Linked DNA regions of Homo sapiens: region 1 is linked to region 2. Evidence: read pairs that join two places in POLR2A ChIA-PET (ENCODE). Cell type or tissue: A673. All regions are shown on one strand. Each heading gives the region's core, and the rest is flanking DNA. Links, peaks and the distances in the headings are about the cores only.

Region 1 (10,225 bases), core at 2,973-6,972, 600 kb before region 2:
GTAGATGACCAGGCAGGCAGGCAAGCATTCTAAAATTGTAGGTAATGACACTATTTTGGTTTAAAATATCTGGGATATTGCTAAAACACTGAATAATTTATACATTTAAATAAGACGCTCCTCTCTCTTCCTAACAGGAAGTTTGTTTCATTTCACACAAATGAAGGCGCTGTGGTCTGAATGTTTGTGTTCTCCCAAAATTCATATGTTGGAATCCTACCTCCCAATATGATGGTGTTGGGAGGTGGGGCCTTTGGGAGGTGATTAGGTCACGAGGGCAGATCCCTCATGAATGAGATTAGTGGCCTTATAAAAAGAGGCTCCAGAGAGACCCCTCACCCCTCACCACGTGAGCACACTGTGAGACGGTGCTGTCCTGGATCGAGGAAGCAGGCCCTCCTCACCAGGCAGTGAATCTGCCTTCATCTTGGACTTTGCAGCCTCCAGAACTGTAAGAAACAAATTTTTATTGTTTATAAGCCACCAAGTCTAAGGTGTTTTGTTATAGCAGCCCGAAAAGACTAAGACAGAAAGGGACACTTTTAAAAAATATGTGTTATTTAACATTCCTTTTCCCACAGCAAGTGAAATGCTAAGCACACCTAAACTCCCACGGTAGCCATGGAATCTGGGGCTCTGCCCTTGAAAAGGGCACCTGGGGACTTCACCAGCCTACAGTCTGACAAGAGTGTATTTTTGTTCAAACTCCAGGAACAAGATCATAGAGCTTTACCTTGAATACTTTTTTCCTATAATTTCAGACATAATCATGAAACCTTAACAAATAGAGCTTAAACAGCTTGTTCCTTTATAATATATATTTTATTTTATGATATGAGTGCAACCTTATTCATTAAGATTTCATATTCTAGGCTAACCAAGGTGGCAGAGAAAAAGTTTAAAATACCTAATTCCAGCAGATGGAGGTAAGGGAAATGCCCAACCTCTCCGGACAAAAATACGTATAAAACCAGTGATGTAATAAAAGTCTTTCTCCTTTTTTTTTTTTTTTTGAGATGGAGTTTCGCTCTTGTTGCCCAGGCTGGAGTGCAAAGGCTCGATCTCGGCTCACTGCAACCTCTGCCTCCCAGGTTCAAGCGATTCTCCTGTCTCAGCCTCCTGAATAGCTGGAATTACAGGCATGGGCCACCATGCCCAGCTAATTTTGTATTTTTAGTAGAGACAGGGTTTCTCCATGTTGGTCAGGCTGGTCTTGAATTCCTGACCTCAAACTATCTGCCAGCCTTGGCCTCCCAAAGTGCTGGGATTACAGGCGTGAGCTACCGCGCCCGGCCTTTTCTCGTTTTTAACATAAGTCTTTAAATATCTTGTTGGTCTAGTGTACTAAGTAATTTAAATATATTTTACCATGTAAACAGTTCAGTAAATCAGATGGGTTTTAAGTAGAAATTACAGTTCAGAGCTGAGAATGATCTTACAGATAGATCATCTGGCCTAATTGGTTCATATGGTTAAAGTTTTAACTGTGGTTTCAATGAGCCAATGTTTATAAAACCCATTTACTTTATTCTGTGACCTCATACTCTGTTTCATTATGCATTTGAAAGTTTCCAGATCCAGCAGCTGTCTTCCTCTCTTTTCATACTCCTGAAAGCAAAAAAGAATAATTAGCTATGAACATAGCTGCATTTTCTTTAGTCTAGGAGCCAAAGTCCAAAGAATTGAATGTCTAATTAGACTTACCTAAACTCTGTCAATTTCTAACATGTATCTCTTTTGTTCATTTCCCTGATGCATTCACAATTTGTTTCTAATTCCATTAAGAAGTGACAGTTTAAAAAGAATTTAATCTGCATTGCTGTTTTATAGAATTAAAAGGATTTTCACTGAAAAATCAATCTTCAAAAAGAAAATCAAATTACCCAGATGAATATTTGGAAAGTTCACCTGGCCAATTCCTACCTGAAAGGGTGCATTTAAGCTTTGTAACTCTTCAAGGGTCATTTGATATTATCTTATCAAAACAAAAAGAAAATAAATTAAAAATGTATAATGCTAATAGTAATATCTACAAAATACAATTTCTGGAAACCCATAATTTCTCTCTTTATGAGTCCAGTGAGATAAGCTGAGCCTCCAGGTAATTTGGATATTCCAGCCCTCACTGTTGTGAGTCTCTATGCCAATTCAATTGATTCCACAACCCCAAATTCTAGGGTAGGGTTGGCTTTACTGGGTGGAAGGAAGGAGGAGGTAGAGAGGTAGTGGGAGGAGAGGGAGGATAGGATAGGCTTTGACTTGAGAGAGAAAAGAGGAAGCTTCCGCACCCCCTCAAAAAAAGGATCAGGAACTAGACTGAATGAGAAAAGGCAGTCTACAAATATTTTACTGTGTCAGATTCCAAAGACTCTGTCCCCTGTCAGGGGTCCTCTGTTTTAGAGCTGCCTGTGCCACATCCTCTGCTCTCCAGCCCATCTCTCACCCATGCTGAGCCAGGAGGAGGCCTTGGGGGAACTGACCTGCCATCTCTTTTTCTGGGGTAAATTTTCTCAAGCTGTGGCCATTGGATGGAGGAACTCTGGTGTTAGTGAAACTGGATCTCTTTTAGTCAATAAACGGATCACCAGAGAATACCTCCTACTCACCTTCAGTCTCTTAGCTACTGTCTCACCAATTTGCCTTTTATAAATGAAAATCCCCAAACATCTGGCTTAGAATGAATAAACTATCACCAGTGAGTACAGCCAAGTCAGGCTCTGATGTTCTTACACTGTCTCATGAGGCCTGAGGCAAACAGCAAAGGAGGAAATTGGCTTTTCTTCCAATAGAATCATCTCCTGAAATCTCTGTGTACCAGTCTCCAAGGTGGTGGCCCCTCCTGTAAAACTCAGACTGACACCAAAGCTACTGGGAGATCTGCCGTTTTATAAAATTAAAGCATCTTTCAGATTGTGACTTGAATGGCCTCACAATTACTTTTCATCGGGGAACAAAACCAAGGACCCAGGTCTAGAGTGGAGACACATGTAGCCTGAAGTTTCTACTTGAAAATTCTTTGTAGGGCTCTTCTGGCAAGAACGGAACCCAGGAAGTAATTTCAGAAGTTAACTGGGAGAAATATCTTACCAGTATTTAAATACATGCAAAAGATATTTCATCAAACTGAGAGCCATTTCCCTTATCAGACAAAAGACATTACCACTGAGTTAATTCAAAGTGTTCTTTGGCCAAAGCCTTCTCTAGGATCCAAAAAAGCAGATGAGAGTTTACCAGGCTCGCACACAACACATGAGAAAAACATACTTGGGTCTAAGCTTTAATAAAAAGATCCTGTCTTGGCTGGGCGCGGTGGCTCACGACCAGCACTTTGGGAGGCAGAGGAGGCCAGATCACGAGGTCAGGAGATCGAGACCATCCTGGCTAACATGGTGAAACCCCACCTCTACTAAAAATTCAAAAAATTAGCCGGGCATGGTGGCAGGCACCTGTAGTCCCAGCTACTTAGGAGGCTGAGGCAGGAGAATGGCGTGAACCCAGGAGGCGGAGCTCGCAGTGAGCCGAGATTGCGGCACTGCACTCTAGCCTGGGTGAAAGAGCGAGACGCCGTCTCAAAATAAATAAATAAATATAAATAAATATAAAAATAAAAAGATCCGGTCTCTAAGAACACCTATACGACTTCTCCTGAGTTCTAGATGTGAAATCCAGAAGGTGAAACAACTTTTAAGGATTTGAAAATTATTTCTCTTAAGGTTGGAAAATTATAGGAAAGACATGCTACTGTCACAGTTTTTCACATTGTATTTTTCTGAGCCCTTACAATTCTAAATATCAGATATAAATACTTTATTAGTCCATAAGTTACATAAAACACATTTGTTTTGCAGATTTGTACAAAGGAATCAAAATATATTGCCTATATGTTATCTCTACCACAAACTTTCATTTTTTCCACTGTACCTGAATATTTTTTCGTCTTAGCTTCAATACTTCCTGAAATTTTTTTACTGCGATGGATTGCCTGTCCACTAACTAGCATTTTATGTGGAATTGGCCTTTTGCCTTTCTCTACCTTCATCACTGAAAAAGAAAAAAACAGCAACAACAAAAATTGCCCTACCTCCCAGGAGGGGGCTCCCCAATCCAGAAAGAGACTAACTCATCTTGTCTCAATAAATTTCCTGGAAATGCTGCTGAGACAGTGGAGTGAAAGCCATCATTAATAATAGCAATGAAGGGCATGAAATCTAAAGGGAGTGTGATTATATAATTTATAAAGGGTTTTACAGTAATTTTCATTTAAGCATAAAATGCAACCAAAAAGCCTTTTTCCCTTCACAACTTCTCCTCAGAGCCATCCGCAACAAATATCCCACCTCACCCCACCTCCACCAACAAGCATGACACACCCACACCTGTCATGCCTTAGGAGCCGGCTGAGGTTTGCTGTCTGTCCTCTGGGGTCACGCTACCATCACTGCCTCTGGCCACATCTTCTCTCACTTCCTGCCTCCCTTCTCCCACCCTTCACAAAAATAAGGAAATGGATGAAAGGTAACTACAGAAGATTTGTCAGGCTCTTGGCACACACTATGTTAACTAAATTTCCTTTGCACTTAAGAAAACAGTTCTTAAATCTCACAGACCCCATCAAATTTTCATATGTCACGAAGGAAAGCAAAAATCCAGTGATCATTAGCCAACTTCTTTTTTAAAGGCAGCAATATAAATACGTTTTGGAGAAACACAGCTAGAAAACAGGGCCATTATTGTGCTTTTCCTTGAAAATATATATCAGGCCTTCACATAATTGCATGTTTTTAAGGCAAATTTGGAACACAAAGCAGAGAAAACATATGTCCCTTCTGGGTACTCCTGTGCTTGGCAGGGCTTGGAAATTCGTAACTGCCATCGACAGCAAGTCACATTGTATCACTAAAAAGCTTGAATGACTTGTTTTCCTACAAATAAAAACAAAGGGAAAGGCCTGACTATTTCATATCCAAACTATCACAGCTATAGTGACAACCATAAATAATTTAGTCTGCAATTGTGGATTCAATTTTTAAAGATATTATCTACCGCCCAGCAATGCATTTTGTTTCATTCAAGCACAATTTCATAGAAAACTACCTGGATAATTCCCTAATATCCTATATTAGAGGGAATTCACGGAGCTATGATTCTGCTTGTCCTTACATTGCAGTTTCCCCAAAGCAAATAGGTTTTATGATTAGAGTGGTTTTCCCATAAGGGTTCATTTGCCTGCTGGTTGCTCATTTGCATTGCAAATGAGCTCTCCTATTGTTAAAACCCAGCATCTCTTTGCCTCTCACTGTAAGAGTCTCCTCTGTTGGGGTGGTTTAGGGATAATTTCATGTCTACCACAAGGGAATTGACTAATTCATCGAATATAGTATCCTTTTGAAATTCTGTTTCTTGAGTGGCTGTCTCTACAGCTTCAGAAAATAGACAGATATAATCAATGGTCTTAAGATTCTAAAAGAGAAAGTGACTCCAGAAGGTTTGGGGCTTCCCCGGGGTTGAAATTCAGAGGATTCCCCAGCAGCTTGTCCAGATGAAGAGGAAAGGAGGGAAGTCTAAGGGGAGCTCGTCAGTGAATCTAGATTGTTAAACCACTTGTGTAAAAATGGAGACCAGATATTGCTTAAGCAAGGGAAGGAGGGAAAAAATGGTGGGGGCGATTGTGCTGGGGACTTTCAAACCCAACACAAGCTGAAATTTGAAAGAGGGTTGTCTTTTTAGCCATGTTAGGAGCCAAAAATTAGAAAAGTACTTTAATTTTAAAATAATGAATGCAGGCTTGACAGCACTGTCACTAATATCTAGCCTCTGTTGAGGTTATTATGTGCCAAGCATTGAGTCTTTTACATGCACGTTTGTGTTAATCCTCTCATCAACTCTGTAGGAGAGATACAATTATTGTCTCCATTTTATAGATCAGGAAACTGAGGCACAGAAAGGTTGATGAACTTGCCAGGCTTCCCACAGCTAGTAAGTGCTGGAACCAGGATCCCAGCACAGGAGAGCCACGCTGCTCACTGGTCACTCAAGCCCCCTTCTCCAGACTCTGCTTGAGGTCCCCAGCTACCTCCAGGGACAGCACAGATGGATGAGCAGAGGGGGAGCAGTGTGGACTTGCCGGTCTCTAATGTCCCCTATCACCTCTCTTCTCATCCAGTGTAAAATTAGTGTAAATTGTTCTAACCCAAGTTGCTGGTCCCTTAGAAATGAACCTTAAATGCCTTTACTTGAAGGTGTTCTTCCTTTATTATTCTTTTAAAATAGTTAAAAGTAACAGTGACCTTTAAAGAGTCAGATCCTTCCCCTTCCCCCAGTGAGTATTAAAGACTTCCTACCATCAGGATATCACAGCTTATGTGAGCTTTTAAGAGGATCCAAATTTGTTGCAAGGCACGGCCCAAGCATTTTCCAGCTCGCTTCTCTAAATTAATCTGAAATGAGTACATTGCTGCTTTTCCAGCTGCTTGGGTATATTCCATGGCCTCTTAGTGGCTTAGAAATAAAGAGAGTTGCTTCCTCCAGCTTTACCAAATAAGCATGGCAGAGCTCATCTTGCCTGTATACACTGGTCAGCTATAGCAGTGGAGGGGGATGTTGAGAAGGCTATTAGGGCAATGACCACCCTAATAGGGAAGGTTAGGATGGATTAGCTCTGTGTCCTGAGCACTGGAGGGTGGAGTGGGCCTTAAGCAATGCATCTGTACCATGAGCAAGGCATTGGAGGAAGGCAGAGAAGACGAAGCTGGAAGGCACCATCCAACCCATAGAGTCATCCCCCTTCCTTTACAGTGGGGAAACTGAGACCCAGAGAAGTATCTTGTCGAAGGTCACATCACGGATTAGTGGCAGGAATAGAAGGCTTGTTTTTTTCTACATTAGAAATGGGATTAATTTATCCTCTTCCTGGAACAAGTTGATTGAATTGAATACAAAATTGGGAAGAACAAGGATGTTCCAAGTTGTCAAATTCCCTCCTGTAGATTCCCTCACACCCTCTCTCCTGACTGCCCTCCACCCAGCCCTGCCCTGCCAGGAGATGCCAGGTCCCTGCCAGGTCCTGTATTGTATCTTCTTTCTAGTGGGTCTCCCTAGGGCCCCTCCTTGCTGTCCATCTGTAACTTTTTCACCTATTAGGTTGCAAAGGGAATAAAGGCTCTAGCCATACCCTCTGGAGTTGTAGGCACCAGATGCTCAAATCAAGATAAAAAAAAGGGAAAGCCAAGAGTCTGGGGACAGGATGAATCAGAGCAAATCCAACCTTACTGCTTATTGTTGTGGTAAACTGTAAAAATGGCCCACACTCTTTGCCATATAATTTGGAGCTTGGCTTGTGACTTTGGTCAGTGGAAAATTAGAAAACATGATGCCAAAGAGGCTTTAAAAGGTATGCACAATGTGTGTGTCCTCTCTCTCATTTGATCTCCCTGAGAACATGCCCACGCTCGTCTGCTGGAAGAGGAGAGATACACGGAACAAGCCACGGTGCCCTGGTTCCCAGCCAAGCTCATCTTAGGTCAGCCAATGGCCTGCCGGGTTTCAGATGTGTGATCCAGCTAACTATGGCCAACAGAATTCTCTAGCTGATGAGCAGGCACCTGAGAAAACCAGTGAGTACTCTTGTGTGCCACTGAGGTTTTGTGGTAATGTGTTATGCAGCATGACTCTGGCAATCCATAACTGATACACTGTCTATTAACTTACATTCTAGTTGGTTCTACCACAGGCACATAGCCTGAAGCATCACCTCTTCCTATGGTATGTGTTGTAAATCATGACTTACAAATTTTCTCTTATATCATAATCCTCAGTAAGAATCTGTTAAACATATATATGCACACATGCTATTGATTATATACACACACTCACATATACACCATATTTTGTGAAACACTATTGACCTTTAATTTGTGTAAAGTGCTCTTATTTTTTTCTATTCTATTTCCTTTTCTCTACGCCTAAGTTGTGTCTACTATACACTAAGCTGATGTCATGACTCACTAGGGGGCAGAGAGCTGCAGTTTGAAAACCACATCACGCTTTGCCACAAGACTTTCTTATGTTAGCAATTCAACAGGTATTTTCTGTGCTCTTGGTACCCTTCTCAGTAATGGGCACAAATAAGCACTCAACAAATGTTTGTTGAATTCAACTGAATTGAGAGAAGTTTACAGTTATGAACTTCCTGGGTTTGTGTCCCTAATCCCTACATTTGAGATCTAACTTTATTTCCCAAGATTTCAGAGATATGACAATGACGGTACCCTTCTGGGAGTGCTGTATGAGTCATTCTTCACAGTTCTAGCAAATTGAAGAATGATTTCCAACACTGGCCCTACTGGTGGTCTGTCTGCCCACTCTTAGTGCACCTGCCTGCAGAAGCAAGAATGCAGTCCTGCATCTGCCCCGCCTGACCGTGTGAGGGTGGGAAGACGGAGGCCAAGTGCCGTATCATATCACTCATTGCTTCTCTTATGTCAGGCTGGTGTCTGGCACACAGTAGGTGCTTAGAAAACACCTGTTGAATTGAACTGAAGTGACATCAGGCCTCCAGGTCTGTTTCTTTATCTTTAATGGAAGGAAATTCGACCAGGTTCTTTCCAGCTTTAAAAATCTAATTCTAAGTAGTGTCAACTAAATCTGACTGTCTGCCGAGGTGGAATAAACAGCTACTACATGCTGTGCTCCAGCTGTGTCAGGAAAGGCCCCTCCCCTTACAGACACGCTGCCCACTGATGTGCCGGGCAGGCCAACTGGAGCAGCACAGCTTGGCATTAAGGTGTTCAGCCTTGTCGAAATACAAAAACGTCTGCAAAGGTACGTGCAAGCTATTATCAGTCTTTTACACCAGATTGAGAAAACAACTTCCAGAACTTTGCCTGGGAGCAGACCTTGAGAGAGGGAACAGTACTATATGAAGGAGTTGACCTGCGGTGCTAGGGGAACAAGCTTGGGGTCCTCAGAGATGAAAGGAGTGTGGCGACACTGAAGGTGAACTCGTACCGGCTCACAAATGGCCCAGTTCAGCCACTTGCTGTCTTCCCTGAGCTCTTTCCCAGTGTCTCTCAGCAAAGAAGTGAGAAGTGAAACTCAGAAACTCTTCATCTCCTCTATCCAAAGCCAATATTTTGCTCTATGAGCAATGCTGGCTCTTGCATGTTCTAAGGCAAATTAAAAATAGCTGCTGTGTGCTTATTTTCCTGCAGCGAATTTAAATGTGTGCCACTGAGGCCATCACTTTTTACTTTGAAGAGGCATCATCCCACGTCCTCCCACACAGACTGGATCCTGCACCAGCTCACACACACCTCACGCTGGGAGCTTCAGATCCTGTCACTATTCCAAGCTGGCAATGGGGAGCCTCGGGCCTCAGAGACACCCCACCAAACATAGTCCAGTCACAAGCAATATGGCTTGGGTAACTGCAGTCCCCAGACTGGCTAACCCAATTAGCAAAGGATGGAAACCAGGTGGAGTTATTTCCATATCTTGGCTATTGTCAACAGTGCTGCTACGAACATGGGTGTGCAGACATCTCTTTGAGATCCTGATTTCAGTTCTTTTGGGTATACGTTCAGAAGTCGGATTGCTGGATCATATGGTAGTTCTATTTTTAATTGTTTGAGGAACCTCTATAAAGTTTCAGTTATGCAAGATGAATTAGTTCTAGGGATCTGCTGTATAGCATTGCACCTATAGCCAACGATACTACCAAAGTCATCAATACTGAATGCACTTACAATTTTGTTAATAGGGTATATCTCATAGTAAGTGCTCTTAACACACACACACACACACACACACACACACACACACACACACGGCATAGGGAAAGTTTTGGAGGTAGTGGATATGTTTATTACTTTTTTTGTGATGATGGTTTCATGGGTGTATGCATATGTCCAAATTCATCAAATTGTATACATTCAATATGCACAGTTTATTATGTATCTAGTTGATAAATAAGGCTAGTTGATAAATAAATAGCAATAAAAAAGCTCAATATTGTATTGTATCTAGTTGATAAATAAAGTGCAAAAAAAAAAAAACCCAAAAAAACAAAAAACCCAGGTTGGCCTCAGTTAAAAACTCACTCTCAGCCATGAAGTATGCCCCATAAAGCTCTGTCATCCTCTGACAGCTGCCAAAACTTCCTACATTATCCCAGCAGACTGAAAAAAGACTTGCTGGGAATGGGAAGGTTGAAGTGGAGCCAACACAG
Region 2 (10,225 bases), core at 3,136-7,135:
TAGTTCATTTATTTCTAAACCTAGTGTAGCTGCCATATTGATAATTAAATATCCCATAGGAGCTCTAGGAGGGTCTCCTCGTGTTATCCCTTCTCCTTTTTTTTTAGGGTAAGAACTGAAGCCACCAAAAGGCTTACTATACCACACAACACCCAAGCCTTCCTTTGGGGCATGGGGACAGTGGATCTATGGCTCCTCAGGGTGCCAACCAATTGAAGAAGGAAGCCAGCTCCACTCAACAGCTTCTACAAAGGAAGGGCCACAGGAGAGGGGCTTCAGTGGTTCCAGGCAGCTGCTTCATTCACAACAGAATGGCCATTTTCTCCAGCATGGCCAACTATCCCTAGTCTTTTTGTCATGACAGCCTAGAAGGCAGAAGCTAGGGCCAAGGCGGCTGCTAAGGAATTCCTACTCCTACTGGGGCCTAATGTCAGGCTTTCCTTATATTGTGGAGTGGGCCCTGGAAGATAGTTAGAGACCCTTCCTGCTGGGCACCCTGAAGAGGAGCAAGAGGATCTGGTGAGCAAAATGAAGCAAAAGTGCAGTGCTGGAGCTGACAGCCCTGTTCCCTACTGCACGCAGTTGGCTCAGGGCTGTCCCCCACTTTGGAGCTTCTTGCCACTCACGGGCTACCCTGCACACACTACTTACTGCCCAGGCCTGTCTGCCACCACAGTACCCTGTGCCTGAGACCTTTCCTGGCCTCTGCTGGATCCCAGGCCTAGTATCATTCCTAGGGACTCCAGAGGCAAGTCCAGGCTAATATGCTCTGGGAAAACAATGTACAATGTACATGTTTGCCTTTTGACGTAGATAAATGATACCTGGATCCCAGGTCTGGCTCTGGGGCAGGGGAGCTTCAGGCCTGGCTATGGCAGAACACTGAAGGAGGTACTTTGGGTTTTCACAACCTCTTAAATCATCTCAGAGAGAGAGTGAACAACTTACTTTCACATGCACAAGCTGCCGCTGGCTCTGTCACAAGAAGATGGACTACAAGTAATAAAATCAAGATGAAGTTCTGTGTACATCTTTCCAGCTTACAAGAATTGTAGAAAGTTGAAGATGAAAGGGATATTAAAGAGCATCTCATTCTACCTCCTCATTTTGCAGCTGTAAGAACCGAGGCCCAGGGAGGGGGACTGGGGAAGCCACCATCACACAGCTGCTCCGTGGCAGGAGTTGTGCTAACTTTCTGTGGCTGTTGCCATTACACCCAGCATCTTTTGACTTTTGAAAACAGCGAAGGAGAAATCAGTCCTCCCAGCATCTTCACCTCCCACGACGTTTATTGTTTCCAGCTGTTAAAAATTGGCCCTTTAAAAATGGGTCGTCTTGCCAGTCATTGAGGGTCACCGCGGTGGGGAGTGCTGATTTAGAGGGCGGCAGAACAGGGAGGTGATTGGAGGCATAATTGCCAGTCTCCTCCTTGGCACCTGGGGATTTCTGTCATTCAAGTCTCAGGGTGTGTGCCCTCAGCAAATACTAACCCACAGAGTCAATTGCTAACTGCAGTCATCTGTGCATTTGCCCTCTGGGGATGGAAAGCCATAAGAAATGCCATTTCCTAATCTAGTTGGCCTTGGATGAGAAGATGTTTTTGCCTAATGGAAGCCTTTGGAGAGTGAATAATGTGAATAATGTGTATTTAGGACCTACAGTGCTCCCCAGGATGCTGTAAGGGACCTGGTTATAAAGAAAAAAACCTCACTGATGGTCTTGGCTTTGTCCTTGTCTGAGTTAAGTCCTTTTGGTTGGAAGTAATCAACTTGAGCTGACGTAAGCATTAAGGGACATAGAAGAGTATAGCAGTATCTCATGAAGTCCAAGGGCAGATGGCCTCAAGGTAGCCCGAGAAGCTGCTAGGAACCTAGACAGTCCACCTTCTCCAGCTTTCTTCTCTGCTTCGTGTCTCCCTCTGCAATCCACTTTCTTCTCTGTGAGTAGCTGGGCAGAGGATAATCCCTCAACAACTATCACATCTACATCTTCTCTCCTAAAGAGATTAGCCAAAGGTGAGTGGCTGTCCTCAGTCCAATACCAGATTCCTGGGAGAGGGAATTTGGTTGTCCCAGCCTGGGTCAGGTGCACAGCTTGATCCAATCAGGTGTGCCCAGGAGAGGGTGCCCTGAGACAGGCACATCTGGGGACACTCATCCTCATGAATGACCGGACAGTTCTCCAGGAAAGAAGAGAGAAGAGTGGAGGTCAGACATTTCAAATGTATATTATAGGCATCAAATTAGTTACTGATACAGAAAAATGGCAATGTCTAAGTAGGGGGCTTGAGAAACAGTTCAAACACTGTATAGATTTTGATTATTTGCTTAACTTCCAGGATGATAAATTGTCTATTATGGAGCTGTATTTTTTTTTTGGAGACAGAGTCTTGCTGTTTGGCTGGAGTGCAGTGGCGTGATCTCGGCTCACCACAACCTCCACCTCCAGGTTCAAGCAATTCTCCTGCCTCAGCCTCCCGAGTAGCTGGGATTACAGGTGCCCACCACCAGCCCTGGCTAATTTTTGTATTTTTAGTAGAAACGGGGTTTCACCATGTTGGCCAGGCTGGTCTAGAACTCCTGACCTCAAGTGATCCGCCCTTCTCGGCCTCCCAAAGTGCCAGGATTACAGGCGTGAGCCACCATGCCCAGGTGGAGCTGAATTTTTTTTTTTTTTTTTGAGGTGGGAGGATGGAGTCTCGCTTTTTCGCCCAGGCTGGAGTGCAATGGCACGATCTTGGCTCACTGCAACCTCCGCCTCCCAGGTCCAAGCAATTCTTCTGCCTCAGCCTCCCCAGTAGCTGGGATTACAGGCATGTGCCACCACACCCGGGTAATTTTTGTATTTTTAGTAGAGACAAGGTTTCACCATGTTGGCCAGGCTGGTCTCGAACTCCTGACCTCAAGTGATCCACCCATCGCAGCCTCCCAAAGTGCTAGGATTACAGGCATGAGCCACCGCGCCCAGCCAATCTTTTTATATAGTAGATTTCTTGCAATGTAACCCCTATCCTCTGGGCTTTGTGTAAAAAGTGCATTCAGACAATCTGAGGAGTGTCTTAATTTTTTGTGTGACTATCATATATATTTTCATCCTGTTGAGGTGTGTTTGCTAGGTGGATATTGAACATGAAATCAAAGTATAATTTTAAACTTGTGTTGAAATATATGTGTATAAGCATATGTGCACAATTACCTATATTGTCAAACACCCAACCTGCTTTCCAAAGGATTTGAAGCAAGGTCTAATAAAAACACAGAAAAAGTATGGCCAAGAGCTGTAAACACCAAAAAAAGAAGTAAAGGGCAAGTCGCAAACAGACTGCAGTTGAGCAAAGCTGCAAAGGACTATAATACCAGGCCTGAAGTGGTTGCTAAATGTAGCTCTGAGCTTTCTGACATTCAAAGCCAAAAATAGGTATATTTTATTATTTAAACAGTGTCTACTCTGAGGTCCTCAAAACTCTTTCAGGGGGCCCACAGATCAAAACTATTTTCATAATAACACCAAGACATTGTTTGCATCTTTCATTGTCATTCTCTTAGGAGTGTACAGTGGAGTTTTCCAGAAGGCATATGCCATGTGCATCACCACAGCTTAAATGCAGAAACAGACATGAGGATCTAGCTGTGTCCTACTAAGCCAGACATTCAGGACATCTAAAAGTGTAAAACAATGCCACTCTTCTCACTAACTTTTTTGTTTTGGAAAATATATCTTTCATAAAATATTGATTATGTTGATATATTACGGGTTTGTTGTTATTATTTTAAATGAATTAATAAATAATTTTCTGATTTAATTTCTATTACTGTAAATATTGATGGATATATCCTGTATAAGCAAAAACTCTCTGGGGTTCTCAACTATTTTTAAGAGTGTAAAGGGGTCATTAGAGAACTGCTCAAGAATGTTAGTATTATTTAAAGAGCTTCTGCACAGAAAAACTATCAACAGAGTAAACAAACAAACTACAGAATGGGAGAAAATCTTCACAAGCTGTGCATCTGACAGGGGCTAACATCCAGACTCTATAGGGAACTTAAACATTTCAATGAGTAAACAATAATTAACCCCATTAAAAAGTGGGCAAAGGACATGAACAGACACTTCTCAAAAGAAGACATACAAGCAGCCAACAGACATGAAAAAATGTTCCACATCACTACTCAGAGAAATGCAAATTTAAACCACAGGGAGATACCATCTCACTCTAGTCAGAATGGCTATTATTAAAAAGTCAAAAAAATAATAACAGATGCTGTTGAGGCTGTAGAGAAAATGTAATGCTTATACATTGTTGATGGGAACATAAATTAGTCCAGCCACTGTGGAAAGCAGTTTGGAGATGCCTCAGAGAACTTAGAACTACCATTTGACCCAGCAGTCCCATTACTTGGTACATACCCAAAAGAAAACAAATGTTTCCACCAAAAAGACGCGTGTGCTCATATGTTCACTGCAGCACTATTCACAATAGCAAAGACATGGAATCAATCTAGGGGTCCATCAGTGGTGGGTTAGATAAAGACCATGTGGTACACATACACCATGAAATACTGCCCAGCCATAAAAAAGAACGAAATCATGTCCTTTGCAGCAACATGGATGCAGCTGGAAGCTGTTAGCCCAAGTGAATTAATGCAGGAACAGAAAACCAAATCCTGCATTTTCTCACTTATAAGTGTGAGCTAAACATTGAGTACACGTGGACGTAAAGATGGAAACAGCAGACACTGGAGACTACCAGAGGAAGAAGAAAGGGAGGGAGGAGAAAGGGAGGGAGGAAAAAGGGAGGGAGTCAAGGGCTGAAAAACTACCTATTAGGTACTATGCTCAGAACCTCAGTGATGGGATTAATTGAACCTCAAACCTCAGTGTCACACAATATACTCATGTAACAAGCCTGCATATGTGCCCTCTGAATCTAAAATAAAAGTTGAAATTATTTTTTAAAAAAAGAATATTACTATTATTTAATCATCTGTATTAGTCCGTTCTCACAATGCTGTATATTAATAAAAGTACCTGAGACTGGGTAATTTTTAAGGAAAAGAGTTGACTCACAGTTCTGCATGGCTGAGGAGGCCTCAGGAAACTTAAAATTGTGGTGGAACGGGAAGCTTGCAAGGCATGTCTTACATGGTGGCAGGAGAGAGATAGAGAGAGCAAGGCAGGGGGTTGGGGGGAAAGTGCCACACTTTTAAACCATCAGATCTTGTGAGAACTCACTATCACAAGAACACCATAAAGGAAACTGGCCCCGTGATCCAGTCACCTCCTACTGGGTCCCTCCCCTGACACATGGGGACTGCAATTCGAGATGAGATTTGGATGGGGACACAGAGCCAAACCATATCATGTTTTGAGAAAATTCAGCCTAGGTAAACAAAAATTCATGTTAGAAAGTATTACATTTGTATTACAAAAAGATTTTTCATTTTGGAAATATTAGACTTATGGAGGGGGTGATCAATAACTTTATTGATTGAATGATTGAGCAGTTCATTGTATATTTAAAACATGATTCAAGGCCAGGCGCGGTGGCTCACGCCTGTAATCCCAGCACTTTGGGTGGCTGAGGTGGGCGGATCACGAGGTCAGGAGATCGAGACCATCCTGGCTAATATGGTGAAACCCCGTCTCTACTAAAAAATACAAAAAATTAGCCAGGCGCGGTGGCAGGTACCTGTAGTCCCAGCTACTTGGGAGGCTGAAGCAGGAGAATGGTGTGAACCCGGGAGGCAGAGCTTGCAGTGAGCCGAGATTGCGCCACTGCACTCCAGCCTGGGTGACAGAGCGAGACTCCATCTCAAAAAAAAAATAAATAAATAAAAATAAACATGATTCAGATGATCCCAGTTGACTCAGTTTACCAGTTATATGTATAATACATTTAGGAAAACAAAAGTGTATTGCACAGTTGCAGTAGAAAAGAAGGAAGCATGCTTCCAGGTATGGCTAGTGTCTGCAGTTACGCAAGCCCCAGAATGGGAGGAAATGTCTAGAGTTGGTAAAAGAGCAGCACGAAAGAAAATAGGAACTTCAAAGTTTAAGTGGAACTTAATTTCTTTGACAGCATGGTTGAGCAGAAGGTCAAGGCGGTGCATATAAATTTCAGTAAGACATTAGACAAAAATATTTTACAGTGTTCTTCTTGATTAGCTAATGGAGAGATGTAGGGTAGATCATGGTACAATTAGATTGATTTGCAGCTAGCTGGTTGAACAATCATTTCCCAAAAGTCTTGGTAATGGATCCATTTCAACTTCGACGGGGTTCTTTATAGGCTTACCACGGGGCCCTATCTTAAGCCTCACTCAGTACAATATTGTTATAAGTCATATGCTGGTGAAATCTGTTGTTGACACACAGATAAGAGGAATAGCTTATACATTAAGATGCTAGAACCAGAGGCCAAAAACATCTTAAAAGACTGGAGCAATGTGTCAAGTTTAATAAGATAGAGTTTAATAGGATAGCATTCCACATTCTGGCCCCTAAAAGCTCACTAAACAAGTTCATGATGTTTGGAACATGGCATATTTAAATGACATCAGAATGAGGCAAATACATAAACGTATCTGAGCCAGGTCCAGTGGCTTATATATATAGTCCAAGCTACTTGGGAGGCTGAGGCGGGAGGATTGTTTGAGTCCAGCCTGGGCAACATAGTGAGGACCCATCTCTTTAAAAAAAAAAGTATCTGTAAGGACTTTCCTATGAGTAGGCCACCACTTGATTTATAGGATGAGGTTTCCTGAAGCTTCTTGATGTCAGTAGGTCTTAGGCCAGGGGACAAGAGGGTGAGGTTGTGGAAGAAACCTGCATGGAAAGTATGGCTTAAGAATGCAATATGCGCCCATGCAGTGGCTCACGCCTGTAATCCCAGCACTTTGGGAGACCGAGGTGGGCGGATCACCTGAGGTCAGGAGTTCGAGACCAGCCTGGCCAACATGGTGACACCCCCCCGCCCAATCTCTACTAAAAATACAAAAAAATTAGCTGGGCATGGTGGCATGCACCTGTAATCCCAGCTACTCGGGAGGCTGAGGCAGGAGAATCACTTGAACCCAGGAGGCAGAGGTTGCGATTAGCCGAGATTGCACCACCGCACTGCAGCCTGGGTGACAGAGCAAGACTCCGTCTCAAAAAAAAAAAAAAAAACAACAAAGTGCAGTATGCAAAAGAAAACAGCAAACTCAATAAATGACTTTCTAAAATGTGACGGGAGGCCTCAGAATGTATTAATAGAAATATAATGTCCAGAATAAAGGAGGGGGTGGTCCTGCTTTACTCTGTGCCAGTTAGGCCCCACCTGGAATACTGGAGGCAATTCTGGGTGACCACCTTTTACAGAGACTTTGACCAGCTAAAATATACAGAGAACATAGTAATTAAGATGGAAAGCCTCTTGAAATCATGTCATGTCCCTGCTTTCAAAGTGTGACCCTGCTGGCTACCTCTCAGAGCTCACTTCCTACCTCTTTCCCCTCACTGTTTCCTCTTCACTGATGGCCTCATTGGTATTCCCCAGACATCAAGCATTTATCATTTCAAGGCCTTTTTTTTTTCTCTCCCCAGATATTGACATGGCTCATCCCCTCAGTTCAGGAGATTTTTCTGAAAGTCAGGTCCTTGTCCAAATGTTATGTCCTTAATAGGACCTCTCTTACCTCCCAACCTAAAGAAACACTCTCATTCCCAGTTTCTTTACCCTGCCTTTCTTTCTATATATGTATCACTACCTACATTATATTATAAATGTACCTATTTAACTGTTTATTTTCTGTCTTCCTCAATAGAATATATGTTCCAGGAGGGCTGTGGCTTTGTTTTCCTTTTCCATCATTCAGCCATCCTAGGTACACAATAAGCAGTTTTTGTTTGTTTGTTTGTTTTTTGTTTTTGAAATAGGGTCTCACTTTGTCACCCAGGTTGGAGTGCAGTGGTGCGATCTCGCCTCACTGCAGCCTCGACCTCCTGGGCTCAAGCAATTCTCCCACCTCAGCCCCGCAAGTAGCTGGGACTACAGGCATGTGCCACCACACCCAGCCAATTTTTTTGTATTTTTTGTAGAGACAGGGTTTCACTATGTTGCCCAAGCTAGTCTAGAACTCCTGAGCTCAATCGATTTGCCTGCCTCGGCTTCCCAAAGTGCTAGGATTACAGATTACAGGCATGAGCCATGGCACCCAGCCCTCAACAAGGATTTTTTTTTTTTTTTTTTTTTTGAGACAGTGTCTTGTTCTGTCACCCAGGCTGGAGTGCAGTGGTGCGACCCTGGCTCACTGCAACCTCTGCCTCTTGGGTTCAAGTGATTCTCCTGCCTCAGCCTCCCGAGTAGCTGGGATTACAGGCGTGCACCAACACGTTCAGCTAATTTTTGTATTTTTCATAGAGGTGGGTTTCATCATGTTGGCTAGGCTGGTCTTGAACTCCTGACCTCAAGTGATCCACCTGCCTCGGCCTCCCTAAGTGCTGAGATTACAGGCATGAGCCACTGTGCCCAGCCACAATAAGCAATTTTTAATGGACTTAAGGAATAAAATGAGTCCGTACTGCAAACCTACAAAAGAAAAGCCTCTAAGAGCTGCATTCAAACACGTGGAGGAGCTACTTTGTGGAAGAGGTTTTTCCCACATGGCCAGGACAGAATGATGAGTGAGTGCTCAAGGAAAAAAGATTTGAGAATCTCAGGCTTTGTGGAAAAAAAACATTTCTAAGAGTTGGAAAGGGTGGGTCACTTGGGGTGTCCCTGCCACTGGTTGTATTTCCACGGATTTGAGAAAACCACTTGTCAGGGATACCGTTTGGTTTTTGAATGAGATGATACTTAAGACTGTTTCCTATTCCAAAATTTTATGAGGTTGTCACAGGTTAGGCCACCTCTTTCTTATTAAAAAGTATTTTTAAAATTTGGTCTGCTGAAGTAATTTTCCTATGTGAACACACCTTCAGTGTTTTAAATGTGACCATGGATTCGATTTATAGAAACCATGCCCATTTTCTGAAGCACGGTTTGGACTATGTGAGATTTGGAGGAGGAAGATTTTGGTTTCATGAGAAGTATGTATCACTGTGAGGGCATCTTAAGAATGATTAGGATGTACCTCATTTTTTTAAATCTACATAACCAATGTGCTCATCACCCTTATAAATAGTCATAAATGTTGCTTTCTGGGTATTTTTCTAGATAAGACATTGCATCTGTTCCAAGGAGAATGATTTTAGCACTCAATAGCTGAGAAAGGAAATGAATTATCCCATTGTAACTACTAGGGCAATTTAGGTAGTCAGTCACACCTTGGTATGGACAGACAGACAAAAGAATAAACAAGATTCTGCTATGCTTTTTCAATGAGGCCAAAGTTTTCTTTCTCCCTTTCCTTCCTTCCTTCCTTCCTTCCTTCCTTCCTTCCTTCCTTCCTTCCTCTCTCTTTCTTTGAGTCGGAGTCTCGCTGTCACCCAGGCTGGAGTCCAGTGGCGCAATCTCAGCTCACTGCAACCTCTGCTTCCCGGGTTCAAGCACTTCTCCTGCCTCAGCCTCCCGAGTAGCTGGGACTATAGGCATGCGCCACCATGCCTGGCTAATTTGTTGTGTTTTAGTAGAAATGGGGCTTCACTGTGTTGCCCAGCCTGGTCGAGAACTCCTGAACTCAGGCAATCCACCCACCTCGGCCTCCTAAAGTGCTGGGATTACAGGGGTGAGTCACCACGCCCAGCCCTTTTTTTTTTTTTTTTAAATAGCACTAAATGTTTAATACTAACACAGATCTCAGAGGAAACTGAACAGGGGTCTGGTGTTTTTAGAAAGCAAAACAGACAAACAAACTAATGAAAAAATGTTTGTAGAGGACTTTGTGTTTTTGACTTAGAGGAAAAGGGACAAAATATCAGTGCAGAAGGACTCCAGGCAGCTTCCAGCTCAGATCTCCAGCACTGACTCACTCCCACAGATCTCAAGCAGGCCAGGAGCTGTGATACCGCCTGGAAGTGTGTCGTGGGAATTTGTGATTATTTCTCTGGCTATGTGATGAGATTTTCGCTGCCTAAAATCCCCAGAGGTTAGAACCACATGGCTAGCGTTCTGTTAACCTAGTAAGTGAGAAAAGAAAGTCTTTCCTGGAATTCTGAATTGTAAAAATTTATTTCAAAAAGCAAGCAAAAAAGCCCAAACATAATGTTGGCACATTAAAAACAAGCAAACAACAACAACAGCAAC

What was found. Peaks named below come from ENCODE experiments on the same cell type or tissue, not always from the same donor. Only the 100,000 strongest peaks of a DNase experiment are listed, where the experiment ranks them.
Region 1: POLR2A ChIA-PET joins it to region 2 with 7 read pairs; 2 of 35 experiments call an interaction of 5 or more read pairs at or near these places.

The regions. Positions count from the first base shown.
Region 1 is chr13:31,006,701-31,016,925 of GRCh38, reverse strand. No RefSeq gene overlaps it. Among named protein-coding and RNA genes, the nearest start is that of LINC01066, 16 kb to the right of the region's middle. In A673, for the core only: a CTCF peak has its summit at 4,080 (motif pointing right); DNase peaks (open chromatin) are centred at 4,095 and 5,285; H3K4me3 peaks cover 3,833 bases; H3K27ac peaks cover 4,000 bases.
Region 2 is chr13:30,409,828-30,420,052 of GRCh38, reverse strand. It overlaps LINC01058 (long intergenic non-protein coding RNA 1058), which reads left to right. Exons shown (of 2, transcript NR_125771.1): 2 at 108-614. Among named protein-coding and RNA genes, the nearest start is that of LINC01058, 7.3 kb to the left of the region's middle. In A673, for the core only: no CTCF peak of the experiment used is centred there; no DNase peak of the experiment used is centred there; H3K27ac peaks cover 2,490 bases.